2 separate regions of the Homo sapiens genome follow, and region 1 is linked to region 2. A link is a contact called in ENCODE Hi-C or POLR2A ChIA-PET data. All regions are on one chromosome and are shown on one strand. Each heading gives the region's core, a stretch centred on a gene start or an enhancer-like site at or near the end of the contact. The rest is flanking DNA. Distances are from core to core; before and after follow the strand shown.

What was found. Hi-C counts contacts between places; a loop is a spot of excess contacts on that map. ChIA-PET counts read pairs that join two places held with the same protein, here RNA polymerase II (POLR2A). Pooled maps may share reads with other maps.
Region 1: a map of endothelial cell of umbilical vein shows a loop between it and region 2 (3-fold over the local background). The contact joins two enhancer-like sites. A Hi-C loop is called at or near these places in 2 of 168 maps with a recorded cell type or tissue (ascending aorta and endothelial cell of umbilical vein), 4 of 37 single-sample maps with no recorded cell type and 7 of 50 pooled maps. POLR2A ChIA-PET finds 5 or more read pairs at or near these places in 3 of 52 experiments (BJ, Caco-2 and OCI-LY7).

The regions. Positions count from the first base shown.
Region 1 is chrX:31,330,800-31,335,923 of GRCh38, reverse strand. All of the region lies in intron 61 of DMD (dystrophin), which reads left to right. Among named protein-coding and RNA genes, the nearest start is that of FTHL17, 260 kb to the right of the region's middle. Within about 2 kb of position 2,248, at least 3 of the 41 ENCODE cell types and tissues checked have a DNase peak (open chromatin) inside an H3K27ac peak, as active enhancers do; they include endothelial cell of umbilical vein, where a contact is called at or near this core.
Region 2 is chrX:31,218,546-31,223,061 of GRCh38, reverse strand. It overlaps DMD (dystrophin), which reads left to right. Exons shown (of 79, transcript NM_004006.3): 64 at 1-15. Among named protein-coding and RNA genes, the nearest start is that of FTHL17, 150 kb to the right of the region's middle. Within about 2 kb of position 1,686, at least 4 of the 41 ENCODE cell types and tissues checked have a DNase peak (open chromatin) inside an H3K27ac peak, as active enhancers do; they include endothelial cell of umbilical vein, where a contact is called at or near this core.

The sequences.
Region 1 (5,124 bases), core at 999-3,498, 110 kb before region 2:
GTCACTGGGTCTGCATTCACCTTGACTTCTCCCTATTTCTATTCCTGTTTCTTTCACTTCCCTTCCACAGTTGTCTATCCTGCTCTCTAATCATTGCCTTAGAGTTGGCTTCCTGGAGGAAGCCAATCTGTGAGGGGGCAATGAAATTGACAGGCATTTAGAAGCATCTAAGAAAAAGGTATTATAATAGGCCCATTACAGTCACTGGGTAATTTGATTTACTCTTGCTTTCATAATGAGGTTGATTATTTTGTTCAGGATAAGTAGTGATTATTATTATTTAAGGTGTCCAACCTCATGATCTCCATTAATAGGTAAGGACTTTGGGGACAGCATAAAATTACATGAATCTCTTACCTTAAACCTTAAGCTCAGCAGCATACATGCCCATGACAGGCAAGAGTTAGAACGTAAGATGGTCAGTAACATAGATCTTGAAAGGAAATATGTTGGAGTGTGAGCACTTTAAGGGCATAGGGCCTGCATTACTTTTTTATTAAAAATAATTTTGCATCTAACACAACATCTTGCATATTAGATGCAGGATATGCCTTGATTGAATGAATAACTGGGCACTTAAAAGATTGTTCCCAGTCTAATAAAATGAAAGAACTTAGCCTGGTGCTTAGTCTAATGTCCAGAAAGAGTTAATGAACTTCACTTTATCTTCAGTCAGTTAAGAATTGATTCACTTTGTTACTCAACAAATGTCTGTTGAATGACCAATGTAAATCAAACTCTGATCTAGGAACTGGGGAAACGGCAGTAAATAAAACAAAGTTTATTTATTGTGGAGCTTACATTTTAACAAGAGAAGATGGACAATCAGGTCATGATAAGTTTGATTTAAAAACAAAGAATAAAGCAGGCTAAAGGGGCTAGAGGATGGGAGAAGGGGACCCTTTTAGTGGAGTGGTCAGGAATGGTGACATTTCAGTAGAGATGTGAGGAAGTACACCAGTCAGATATTGGGGGACAAAGTGTTCCAGGTGGAGGAAACAGTAAAAGTAAAGGATCCAAGATGGAGCATGCTTAGAGGGTTTGAGAAATATTAATAGCAAGGAAGCCAGTATGACTGAAGCCAAGGAAGAAAGATGGTGAATGATAGGAGGTCAGTGAGTGACCAAGGGCCAGACGAGGAAGGGTCTTATCAACTATGGTTGGCTATCGTTAAAAGCCTTTGGCATATATGCTTTGTGAGAAGGGAAGTCATAGAATTCTGAGCTAAGAAGTGACATGGTGCCTGTAGCATTGTTACTTACTGTGCCTGTAGTATTCATTCATTCATTCCTATATTTATTAACAAAAACGAGTCACCTGAAATATGAAGATAAAAAGAGAATTATTGCCTTGGGACATTTAAATACCAATCACAAAAGACAGACCTATAAAAAATGACCTCCTACAGTGGTAGTAAATAGTGGGTGCAATGGGAGTAGAATGGAAGGGAGGAATCCATTCCACAGTGAGAGAAAGGAGATGTTCTATCTAGTTGAGTATTAACGCATATTGTCCCTGAGGCTACATGCAAATCCAAAGTAGAGGGTATTCCTTTTGATAGGAACTTAGCAAAGAATGTTTATAATTGCTTGGTCCCTGATCTCACCTAGCAAGAGTCACAAGATGCATTCAGTGATGAAAAATCAGTTTCTCCCTTCTACTTAGCCATTCTGATAAGATGAATATCTCGGGCCGGGCGCGGTGGCTCACGCCTGTGATCCCAGCACTTTGGGAGGCCAAGGTGGGTGGATCACCTGAGGTCAGGAGTTCAAGACCAGCCTGACCAACATGGTGAAACCCCGTCTCTACTGAAAAATACAAAAGTTAGCTGGGCATGGTGACAGGCACCTGTAATCCCAGCTACTTGGGAGGCTGAGGCAGGAGAATTGCTTGAACCCAGGAGGCGGAGGTTGCAGTGAGCCGAGATCGCGCCATTGCGCTCCAGCCTGGGTGACGGAGCAAGACTCTGTATCCAAAAAAAAAAAAAAAGATGAATATCTCCCTTTCCAGTTTCGTGTGTAGTCTCCTTACCGCCCTTCTGTTCAGAAAAGGGATTTCTTACGTATGTATAATGAATATAAATATAGGTTTTAGAGAGCACTAATGTTTTAATGAGATAGAAATAGGCAGACGAGAGAGAATAATTGAAGGATTAGTCAACATGAGGGCAATTTGATAGGGAAAGAAAAAGTCTGAGCAGGAAATGTCTGTGGAAAAAAAAAATCGAAGAGGAATGGAATGAAATGAGCTCATTTATGGTGTGAGTTAGGGACAGAAGGGATTTATTCTCAGGAGGTGAAAAGTGAAGGAGTTCATGTTATAGAATTCGACCTAGACCAGCTATCAAGGGAAAGAAAGTAATTCAAAAGACTTGGTCCAGGAGATCTGGAGCAGATACATCTATTAGAGGAAGATTCAGTTTTGAACTGCATCTTCAGTTATTCCTGGAACCCAACACAAAAGCTCATGACAACCTTGTTATCTTCAGGCAAAAAAAAAAAAAAAAAAAAAAAAAAGGCGGGGGCAGCAAGGCTTATGTCTTAAACAAGACAGCACATAACTTCAGGTCAGAGAATTCCATTAACATGAATCACCCACACCAATTTAAATAGGAAAAAAAATAGTAAGCTTGGTTATGTAAAAATTTAGTTTAAAAATCAGAACCAACAATTGAAATTAAACAAGAATGTTTTATTTATTTCTAAAAATATTTAGCTATTTATTTTGAATTCTGAAGCAATACTAATATAGTATATAATGATAAAACACAGTTGATTTTCATAGTAAACATCAGCATCAGAATGCCAAGAGGAAGATTTGTCTCCGTTCATGTTTTATTACTCTGAGAACCGCGTAACATTTTTTAAAGAGTCAGAAAATGGCTAGAAAAAGAGGAAGAAAGATTATTTCCTTAACTAGTTCCCTGGTCCCATGCTTTGGTGGTTAACAGTCAGTTTAACTCTAGAACCATGGAAAGTCTCTGTCACTTTCCTGGTTACCCTGGGATTCCTCACATTGGCAGTAAGTTCGTGAATGAGATAAATATCCTGATAACTAGCTACATTAATGATGAAAATAATTATAAACGTAGGAGTTGGAATTTTTAAAAAGTATCGAGCGCTCTGTGCTCTTAACACAGAGGAAGCATTTTGCATAGATTAACCCGTTTAATCCTCACACCAACCTTTAAAATAAGGACTGTTATTGTCTCCATTTCACAGAAGAGAAAACTGAGACTAGAACAATTTACTAACATATTCAAGTTCATACTTGTAACTATTATGGATTATCAGCCTTAGAAAAGGGGTTCCAGACACCAGTGAATAGCAACCCACACGTCTCAACTGCACAGACCAAAGAGGATGATAATCCCCATTAATCTTTGCATGTTAGTAGAGGCAGTGGCTAGTAACAAATGGGAGAGACTTTGGCTGGAGGATATTTTTTATTCTTTAATCTTTATGATACTGTTTCCCCTCTCCCCTTCTCTCTCTACTCCTCTCTCTGTCAGCTGTATCCACAATAATGCCACAATATAACTACTATACAAGAATATAAAGCTTCTGTTCTCATGCTTATGGGTCTACAGGTCAACTGTAATTCGGGTGATCTGGATAAAACTTGACTGGAAAGCTCTACTTCATACTGAAGCATGCCTGGGTTCGCCTCTAGGCTGTGAGTTCAGTTTAGATGGTTTCTAAATGTGTTGGGTTGTGAGCCCCAGACTAAAGGATCAGAAGCAACCTGGGGCATGTTCTCATGGCAGATTGCCAGTGTGACAAGCCTCTGTTCACATCATATCTGCTAAAGCAAGTCACATGGTCAAGCAAGCCAAGGTCAAGGAGCTAGGAAGCACACTGCGCTCACCATGAGGCCATGGCTAAGGTATACATGTTTAGTTCTTTCACAACTGAGTGAAAAATGGGCCCCAAATTCAATCTCTCCTATACTCTTTTTGCGTTAATTGCTAGTTCTTTCTCACTCTTCTCGCTTTCTAATGGATGTACATCCCATCTATGATCATTTGGTTTTTAATATCTGAGTTGCTCCCTACTGTCTCAGGTTTCAAATTTTACTTTCCTTGAAATTTCCCTGGTGCCTAATACAATACCTTTCACACAGAGAGCGTTCAGCAAATGGTGTGGACTGCCTGTCGTCTTTTAAAAGTACATCTGCAGAGACAGTAAAGGCACCTGGCGATATTGCATTGACTTGTTAGTAACCTGACTTAACCCAGATGGCCCAAAGACTGTAACCACCATTACCTGGAGGAAAGTTCCCTGGTAATGCAGTCAGCCAATTATGTTCGAATTTACTCGAAAATTCCTTGAGCATAAATTATTCATGGCTCTATTTATGTAGGTATCTATCTTCCTATATCTGACCTTAGGAAGCTTGATTGCTTTCTTACTCTTCTAATAATCACCGTGATGTTTTTGAAGTTTTCTATAAGTCGGTTAGAAGCAGCTTTTTTTTCTTTTTTTTTTTCATGAGTAATGCCGCCCAACTTTGGCTATTAGACTTTGTGTGACTGTGCAGCCATCAGCACTGGATATTAGATATAGTTTTATCTCTGCAACTCAGTCACCTTGCCAAGAATTTTAGTATGAACTCTTGACTTCCCAGATCAAATGTGAGCCTGATACTCTAAATGACTTGGCAATCTACTGACAAATCCCATGGTGTGGTATTCTGTTCACCATGTGCAATGGTCTCAGAGCTCAGCATTATCTGTCTGACAGCTCATATAATATTTACAGGTTGTTATTCGTTAGGAATTTTAGTTAGCCATAAAGATTTTCACAGCTATGGCAGACATTAGAGGTCTCATTCATCACTCTTGTGACCTTCCTCTCTGGAATGTAGCCCATCTGTCTCTGCTGTTGAAATCTTTATGGAAAGTCTGCCCATCTTTGAAAGTTTAGTAAGTGATCTTAAAGTTTTCATTGAATCTTTACTTTTGATATACGATATAGACATATAAAGCACTATCCTTATTTTAATTTAACGTTTTGAAAAGTGTTAAATTTAACTTGGCCTTTCATTTAAATGACAGAAAACTTACTCTTGCTACAGGAACTATATGCGTCACATCAAAAGAAAATAGAAATCATACAGAAAAAA
Region 2 (4,516 bases), core at 437-2,936:
AGAAGGCCCTTTGCTGTAAGTATTGGCCAGTATTTGAAGATCTTGATACTATGTCTTTGCTTAGAATAAAAAGTAGGTTGGGTACATTTTTACTTAGAGAGGGGAGAAACAGCTGTCACAATTCCTGTTGCAATGTATAATTCATTCTTTAATGTATCCTTGGCCTAGAGTTTGCCTAGAATGTTTTGTTTTATTTTTAGAATCATTCCTGTCACCATTCCTCAGCTACTGATGTTGAATTAAGATATTGAGAATTTTTATTTTCCAACTACTGGCATTGGCATCGGCATCCATAATTACCTTTGTGAAACTTGCACAATCCTTGTTCTACCTTTGTTTTTTTTTCTTTTTACAAAATGTACTTAGTATTAGAAGACTATGACTATCTGATCTAAACCAAACTTCATAGACATGTGTGGTTTATTAGCTTGAATGCTAACGTGCAGATGAATGAAGTGGTAGAGGAAAAATGACAGAATTGCTTTCCTCCTTTTTTATCATACATCTGTGGAAAAATCCTGAAGTGTTACACAGCTCTATCATGTCATCAAATAGTTTATGTATAACTCTACTATTGTCTGAGGGTCTGTGTGCATTGATGATATGCCCATGAAACAGGCACAGTTTCTTTTTCTTTTTTTCTGTTTTTTTTTTTTTTTTTTTTTTTTTGAGATGGAGTCTTGCTCTGTTGCCCAGGCTGGAGTGCAGTGGAGTGGCGCAATATGGGCTCACTGCAACCTCCACCTCCCAGGTTCAAGTGATTCTCCTGCGTCAGCCTCCCAGGTAGCTGGGATTACAGGCATGCCCCACCATGCCCGGCTAATTTTTGTTTTTTGTTTGTTTGTTTGTTTGTTTTGTTTTTTTTTGAGACAGAGTCTCGCTCTGTCACCCTGGCTGGAGTGCAGTGGCGCGTTCTAGGCTCACTGCAGACTCCACCTCCCGGGTTCACGCCATTCTCCTGGCTCAGCCTCCGGAGTAGCTGGGACTACAGGCACCCACCACCACGCCTGGCTAATTTTGTTTTTGTAATTTTAGTAGAGGCGGGGTTTCACCGTGTTAGCCAGGATGGTCTCGATCTCCTGACCTTGTGATCCGCCCTCCTCGGCCTCCCAAAGTGCTGGGATTACAGGCATGAGCCACCACGCCCGGCCTAATTTTTGTATTTTTTAATAGAGACGGGGTTTCACCATGTTGGTCAGGCTGGTCTCGAACTCCTGACCTCAGGTGATTCACCCGCCTCAGCCTCCCAAAGTGCTGGGATTACAGGCGTGAGCCAATGCGCCCGGCCCAACAGGCACAGTTTCTGCTCTGATGGAACTTACAGTCTAACAAGGGATAACCAGGATGTTCATGAAATTTGTAGACATAAGCAAATATATGTATAATGTATTAAGAATGTCTACAGTTGGTTAAAAAAATAAAGTGATCTTGTCTCTATTTCCAAGACCATTTCAATGTCATATATTTAGTTGTGCAACAGTGGGACAATGGGGTACTATGTGAACAGCTAACTGTGTGGAATGAGATTCAAAGAATGTTTGTTTGAAGAGGTGATGTCTAAGCTAGGTAACTCTAGAAGAGTAAGCAGCTCTCTCTCTAGGAAGAGCGTTCTAGTCAGAAAGAAGAGCATGTGCTGAAGGGCCCAGAGAAAGCATGACACATTCAGGAACTGAAAATATGTCAGTATGGCTAAAGCACAGAATTCCAGGGGAAAGATCTATTGTGAAATAATAGGCTGGAGAGAGAAGCAGGAAGCAGATTGTGCAAGGTTTTTAAAACCCAAGTTAAGGAATTTAGAGGTCAGGGGATTTGGCCTGGGGGTGACATAATCAGATTGTCGCTTAGAAAGATGATTCTTGCTGTGGAACAGAGTATGGATTGGTGCGATGTGGGAGTGACAGGAGAAAAACCTGTTGCAGTAATCTAAACCAGCAATGTGGTGGCTTGAATTAGCAGAGTAGTAAGGGAGATAAGTGGAGAGAATTTAGAAATATTTAGGAAGTGGATTTGACAGGCCTCAGTGATTCATTTGATGTGGTGCAGGGATGTCCAATCTTTTGGCTTCTCCGGGCCACAGTGGAAGAAGAATTGTCTTGGACCCCACATAAAATACACTAACGCTAACGGTAGCTGATGAGCTAAAAAAAAAAAAAAAAAAAAAAAAATCGCAAAAAAAAAAAAAAATGTTTTAGGAAAGTTTACGAATTCATTTGGGCCTCATTCAAAGCCATCCTGGGCCACAGGTTGGACAAGCTTGATGTGGTGGGTGAAAGGGAGTCAAGGAAGACACTTAGGTGCTTGGCTTGGAATATCAGGTGAATGTGGGACTTGTCTGGTAAGGTTAGACACGGAGCTGTGGTGCTCAGGAGAAATATACAAACAACGTTTAGGGATCATGAGCCTGTAGGTGCTGCTTGTAACGGGGGAGAGGATTGGATAGCTCCAGGAAAGTGTAGCGTGAGAAGGGAAGTTATTTAGGACACAGGATAAGCAACCTACAGAAGGGACTGCAAAGGAATGGCCAGGAGGAAAGAAGGAAAATTCCAAGAGGTTATGATGCCACATGCTCCATGGGAAGAAAGAAAGAACCCGTTACCAGGGTCAGATGTTGCTGGGATGTCAGCATAAAGTTGCGGAAAATGCCCATTGGACTTAGCAACAGGAAGGTCCCTAGTAACTTTGGTGAGATTTTAGAGGCACAGTGGAAGTGGTGTGGTGAGTTCAAAAGTGAACCAAAAGTGGAGAATTAGAGAAGGTATGAATGATTCTTGGAGAAATTTACTTATGAAGGGGAGAAGAGTGGGGTGGTAGCTAGTTGGAGGGGGCTGAGGAGTTAATGGAAATGTATGTACAGTCACGTGTTGCTTAACAATGGGGATATGTTCTAAGAAATGTGTTGTTAGGCAACTTTGTTGTTATGTCAATATAGGAGAGTACTACACAAACTTAGATGGTATAGCCTAGTACACACCTAGGCTGTATGGGATAGCCTATTGCTCCTAGGCTATACACCTGTACAGCACGTGACTGTTCTGAATACTGTAGGCAGTTGGAACACAATAGTAAGTATTGTGTATCGAAACGTATTTAAACATAGAAAGATACAGTAAAAATATATAATAGTGTAATCTCATGGGCTCGCTGTCATATAGGCAGTCCATTGTTGACTGAAATGTCATTATGTGGCACAATATGTGTATATAAGTGTGTGTGTGTGTGTGTGTGTGTATACATTGATCCTTGAACAACATGGGTTTGAACTGCTTGGGTCAACTTACGTGGATTTTTTTCAATCAAATGCAGGCCAAACATATAGTATTCGTGGGAATGTATTTATATGAGTATGAGAAGACAGGGTGAGATTACAATTATTGGCCCAAGAGGAGATGATAAATAATGGGTGTTCTCAGAGAATACGGGCAGGTAATCCAGAGCCCAAGGGAGGGAAGAGATACCTCTCTTCCACTGTAATGGGTGGGGTAGAGGGAAGGATCTGGGCAGGTCCAGGTAACTAAGAAACCAGGTAGCAGCAAGGTGAAGGATGTCTTACTATAAAGGCTTCCATTTTTTGTATGGAGTGGAGAGTCCCTGCAACGCAGTTAACAGCAGGAGATGATGAAGTTGGGCTTATCTTTGTGGAGAATAAGAGAGAGGGCGGAGTTGAAAACCAGCTGTGTGAACCCAGAGGCGGCTGAGTGTTTCACGGTAGCTCCAATCTGCAGGGGTGTGGTATTTCCCCAGGCACGCTTAGCACTTGGGAGCCAGATGCTTCTGTCCTGGGGTAGGGAGGGAACAGCTGGGCAAGAGAAGTGAGGATTTGGGCAAAAGATTGATTAAAATGATACTGACAAGTCCCTGTTGGGTAGGAGAAGCTGTGAACGCATATGGAAACTGGTAATTAGGAGGTAGAGGGATGAAAATGCTAACTCTTCAGGGAGGTAGGGGAAGAAGTAGTAAAGGAACTGAAGGTCAAGAAGTTGTGGTCAGAGAGAATCATAGATGAACATTATTTTGAAGGTGGAACAGTTTCAGGTGATTAGATCTAGGATATAGCCATTTGAGTAGGTGGCAGAGGTAGAGTGGATGTGAATTTCCATGGAGGTGAAATAGCAAGTTAAGGAACTGAGAGGCTAGAATGATGCATGAGTCCCCCATGCCAATGTTGAAATCATGCAGAATTGGAGCGAGAACTGGGCAAAAGAGAAGGACCGTGAACCCTGGCTGCCAGGTCTTCAGAAATAAAGGGGTTCAACCAGAGGATCTGCAGAGGCTAGCAATAAGATAGTCAAGGAGTCACTTGGCATATGGTTCTTACACAGAGATAGAGAAGAAATGCCTTAGAAGTGGAATTATTTGGAAAGAGAGACTAGGCCTTTTCCCTTCATCTTGGTATCCCCAATGCTTAGTACAAAACCTGGCACACAGCATGGTTCAATATGTTTTCATGAGATGAATGCATGAATGAAAGTAAACCAAGGCTTCCATTTCCTTATAGCCCGAAGTTATCATTTTTCAG